Linked DNA regions of Homo sapiens: region 1 is linked to region 2. Evidence: read pairs that join two places in POLR2A ChIA-PET (ENCODE). Cell type or tissue: MCF 10A. All regions are shown on one strand.

Region 1 (2,500 bases), 97 kb before region 2:
CTGCTGAACCTCTGACTACATTTTGAGTAGCAAACCCATAGACATCATTGACAGAGGTTTTAAAAAAGACAGAATATAATTTGTGATTTACTTTGATACAAGATATGCATGTAGATGGCAACTAGAACCTTATAGTCGACTTGCGTGATCTTGCCAGGAAAGTCATCATTCACATAAGAAGGAACAAGCCAACATTGAGTCTCACGGTGTGAGGGTAATGGAGGCTGGGTTCAATGGGCCCAGAAACATATATAGAAATCAAGAAGGGAAAAGAGCCAGCAGCAGTCATAGAAACAGCAACGAAGCTGATCAACTGAATAAAGAAGTCAATGTTTGAATAGAATAGCAGAGAACAAGGTAGCCTGAGGTACTTGCTAAAGTCAAGCTCAGCTAGCATTGAAGAATGCGAGATAAGAATTAATGAGGTCTTGGAGACCAGACAGACTCACTGGCACAGAGCAGGCAAACCTCAAAGTCTTAACAACGGGCAACCGGAAGAAATCAGCACAGGCAAACAAAGAATGCCAGTGTGAGCGTTGGGCCACAGATGGAGAACTAGGCAAGCAGGGAGATGCCTAGGTGTGAGATGTGAACATACCTGCTGATCTTCAGCTTCCAGAAAGAACTGGGCAAGGGAAATAAAAGCATCCTACTCCCAGAGGAAATCGTATGTGCGGCAAGAAATCCAAGAAGGTCTAAAATGTGAGGACTGGAACTCTGAGCAAAGGCCCAGGTCTGTGACCCATATGGAATCAGTAGCAAAGTTATATGTTACTGAGCCAACTAAAGGCCTTATATTCCTTCCCAGCACAGACTGGTCCCAGAGCCCGTGTGCGGCGGAATCAACAGGTGTTCAGTTAAGAGGCTACAGCTGTGAAAATTAGCAAACGGCGCTAGGCAGGTTAGTAGAGCAGTGAGTCTCAAAGTACGCTCTCAAATCAGCAGTATCAACATCACCTGGGTACCTGCTCGGACATGTGAATTCTCAACCCCACCCCAAACTTAATGAATCAGAAATTCTGGGGCTGGAGCCCAGCCAGGCATGTTTTCACAAGCCCTCCAGAGAATTCTGACGCACCATGCTCAAGTTTGGGAAGTAATGCCGTAGTTTATTCAAAGTATAAATGGAGACAAGGCCAGATGTGGCAAAGGCGTGGCCTTAATCATGATGCTTTCAAAGAGCTGGTGAAGACTGAAATCAGTTACAGGGGAAGAAAATCCAGTAGAGAGAATGTGAAAGAATGATTAATAAAACGTTCAGGGGTTAACTGAGTCAGGCAATGATATTAAAAGGCAGAGTTATATCAATGTCGAAGGATCATCCAACCATGTGTATTCATATTTTGATTCTGATAACGAGAGAAATCATGAGTGTCAAAAGGGGTCAACTCCTGTGTTCGAAAATGTTCTCATGCTGTATTTTTAAGACAGTCACCTCAAAGAAATGTTATTTGGAGCTCATGCTTATGAAGATTTCCTCTCAGTGGGGGAAAAACAAATATGGTAGTATAATGTGATCCATTCGACAGAAATATTGAGAAGAAATTTGTTTTAAATATGTGTTTGTTTAAACACAGGTGAAGGATGAAAACATATGTGTAGGTTTTTAATTATACTTATTGATTCAGCAAATATCTCTATTCAGACACTAAGGATGCAAAACCACATAAACCACAATCTCTTTCAAAATATTTGCAGTGTAGTCCTAGGAGAGGACAATAAATTCGCAGTTGGCACAGCTATACTAGAGGTTTGCCCTCCATAAGGCAGAGAACTTTTCTCAAAAGAGAGAAATGCTCAGTTTGACTCTGAAGAACAATTGAAAGAACACTGTAGTAGAAGGAATGATATGTAGGGAAGGCATGGAGGCAGGAAAGGCCTTTTGGGAAGTGCTAGAGGCTTAGAATGGCTGGGGGGAGAGGACATGAGGCTAGAGAACTAGTAAGCAGAGACCAGCCCATCATGGCCCTAGCTGCCATCCTGGTAACACTGGTGAGCCAGGGAGGACCAGGAACAGATGTACCCTTCAGAAAGACCACTCTGTCTCAGTCATAGGGTAAATGAATTGACAAGAGGGCCAGGAAGGAGGTGCGCAAGATCAGTAAGAAAAAGATGATCGTAACTAAGTTGATGGACTAGGGCATCAGAGCTCAGGAATGCAGAAATTATGCAGTTCTAAGAGATGGCAAGGCTTATGATGTGACAAAACTGAGATATACTGATACACCTGAATCAATCGTAGAATGAGCCCTATGTTTTTTTTTTCTTACCAATACTAGCAACAAGTTGGAGATCAATTTGGTTATTTTTATGAACTAGAGGCAATTTAAGGCCATCCCTGTAATGATGTCAGTTTTATATTTCAATCTGCTTTTTGGAGTGGGAGAAGAAGGGCTTGCTGAGGCCACAGTCATTGCTGCACATCTCTGAGAATACAGCAGTGACAAGATGGGAATGCACCCCCTCTCTCCTGGACCTTTCCAGAGGCTGGCAAGGGGGG
Region 2 (2,500 bases):
CTCCTCCCATTCAGGTCCATGGTTGGTCATTCTCTAGACCTGAATGTCCTTGGCATGCTGTTTTTCCTGTTCCTGGCATGGTTATTTGTGGTCTGCTAATCAAATCTTGTAACAGCTGTTGCCTGTTCCCAAGCCCAAACATTTGGTTCCTTGGGACTTTCCTTTGCCATTTGTCCAGCCAATCAGCTTTAACATTCTCCTGTTTCTGTGAGCATCGGGTCCTCTTAGAGCTATCCAACAAAACTCTTCACCCACAAGCTAGCTCAACTACAGCTTAAGCTTGACCATGAAACTCAAGTGAGGATTTAGGGAATTTAAAAATAGCCACTCTATCAGCCACTCTAAACATTCTAATCAGAAAGTTCAACTTTACAGACTGCCAAGTATCTTCATAATATGAAGGATTTTTTCACAAATCAAGACCAAGTGAAATTTTCTCCCAGACTACGGGAATAAAGAGATTGTTGAACCTGTGGTTCACTGTACTGACTGTCTTATCCATACCAGTGTGGAGTCAGGCAGAAGTTGCAATGAGATACTGCAATTGCATTTTCCTTCACCATCACTATTTTTTGTTTCTAAAATCTCAGATTTCTCTGCTTCAAATCTAAAGCTGCCTTGTTTTTTCAGCCAAGCCTGCAAAGACAAACTCAGCTTGTTTGGAGAGTTACAATAAGGGCTGTCTTGGCTGCTTTTCAGTGTCAGTACCCGCAATAAGAGTGTTTACCACCTTGTAGAGTAAGGAGCAAAACAGAACTATTCAACTCTCCCAGACCTGCACTAGCATTGCATTACTGACAGAGGTAACCATTTGTCTTTTGTCACTGGAGCAGGTGAGCATGGCACCAGGCACACATGTGCAGAGGAAGTGTGTGGATAGATAGTCACTTGTTTGGCTATATCCACAGCTTAAATTTGGTGTCCTCTGGAAATGTAATATTTCAAAGGCAGGATGATATTTCTGTTCACTTATTAAGGGATGACTAACTTGCTTTTGGCTGCACTACAAATGAATCACGGTAACAATCCCTAACTTGCGACTTCTGGTGTTCTGATGTAATGCATTTCTATTAAAAGAAGAGGAAAGAGAGTGGGTGAGAGTGAGATCATGCAAAGACAGAACATAACACCAAGGGAGCTAGCGTAATTTATGAACTGCTGCAGCCAGATCCATCCACTTCAAGGTGTTTTCTTGCGTCCTGAGTGAGGATACCTTGCCAGTTAGCACCTGCCCATTTACAGTTGCAGAATATAGACCCAGATCAAGACATGTAGTTTGGAGGGATTCAGTGAAGGGAACATTTTATTTAGGGGTGAAAACCAGATATTCCTTGAAAGCATTTTTAAGCAGTTTTGATTGTGTCACTTGGAAGGTAATATTTGGGGACGGATGATATAGGTTAAGAAGTCAAATCATAATCTTCCTTTTTACATTTTTTTAATGTATGCAGCTTATTTGGGAGTAGAAGAAGTGGGAAGGGGGTGGAAACGTGAGACAAGGAAGGGAAGACAGCCTATAAAGGGGGTGTCATCAGGCTAACTCCCACTGGAGGTGACTGGAGCTCCATCCTGCTGCGACATGGGGAACCCATACGAACTCCGAGTCTTCCCTCACAGATGAGATTGCTTGGGGACTGTTTGAGGCTGACCCCAGAGCATGTTAATTGCCCTGCATGGGCAGAGTGGCCTTCCTCCTTCCCTCCTCCCTTTTCAACAAGAAACAAATACAAAAAAAAAAAAAAAAAAAAAAAAAAAAACCCAAAACCCTGCAAGGTATTGTATAAGATCCTCTAAACCCACAGGTATTTTTCCTGTGTTAATCACCACTCAGGAGCAGATACATCCTTCCTCCCTTCTGTACTGTCCTCTGCAAAGTGTCCCTGCTGTCTTCTGAGGAAGATCTGAGTGTGCCAAGGAGAGGCAGAGAGGAAATTAGACTCTGGCCTGTCGTGACCAAGCAGCCCACACTGGCTTTGTCCCAGGATCTGGCAGAAGGGGATTATAAGAGCCAACGCCTCCCCAGAATGGGAAATCACTCAGAGAGGGAAATCTTTTTTTTTTTTTTTTCCAGTAAACCTATATTCTTTACCGTTTTCCTTCTGGGTTTCATCTATCAGATCGGATTGCCCTGAAAAAGAACTTCAGTGTGTCAGAAAAGCATACCTCAAGTAGCCGTAATAATGTTCAATTTGATATTTATTAAGTTAACTTTCTCTCACCTGGTGTCTGATTATGTAGTTTGTGGATATCACTCATCTTAGAATTATGTAGTGTTAAAACTGGAAGGGTCTGTCCTTAAATATTAGCTAGACCAACACCCTTTTTAACTGATAAATATGAGAACTGAAGTTTCAGACTTAAAGAAGCAGAGTGGGATTCCTGAAGTTTCTGACACTCTTAAGGTAGGTAGTGGAAGCGACACTGGAAGCCAAAACTTTTTCTTACTGGATTCCATTGTGCCCCAGGACCTTTTTTCTTAGGAAGCCTGTCTTTGAAAAGC

What was found. Peaks named below come from ENCODE experiments on the same cell type or tissue, not always from the same donor. Only the 100,000 strongest peaks of a DNase experiment are listed, where the experiment ranks them.
Region 1: POLR2A ChIA-PET joins it to region 2 with 5 read pairs; 2 of 35 experiments call an interaction of 5 or more read pairs at or near these places.

Annotation. Positions count from the first base shown.
Region 1 is chrX:23,275,662-23,278,161 of GRCh38, forward strand. The region is part of intron 1 of PTCHD1-AS (PTCHD1 and PHEX antisense RNA); the gene reads right to left. Among named protein-coding and RNA genes, the nearest start is that of PTCHD1-AS, 16 kb to the right of the region's middle. In MCF 10A, no CTCF peak of the experiment used is centred here; a DNase peak (open chromatin) is centred at 1,030.
Region 2 is chrX:23,372,553-23,375,052 of GRCh38, forward strand. All of the region lies in intron 1 of PTCHD1 (patched domain containing 1), which reads left to right. Among named protein-coding and RNA genes, the nearest start is that of PTCHD1, 39 kb to the left of the region's middle. In MCF 10A, no CTCF peak of the experiment used is centred here; a DNase peak (open chromatin) is centred at 1,049.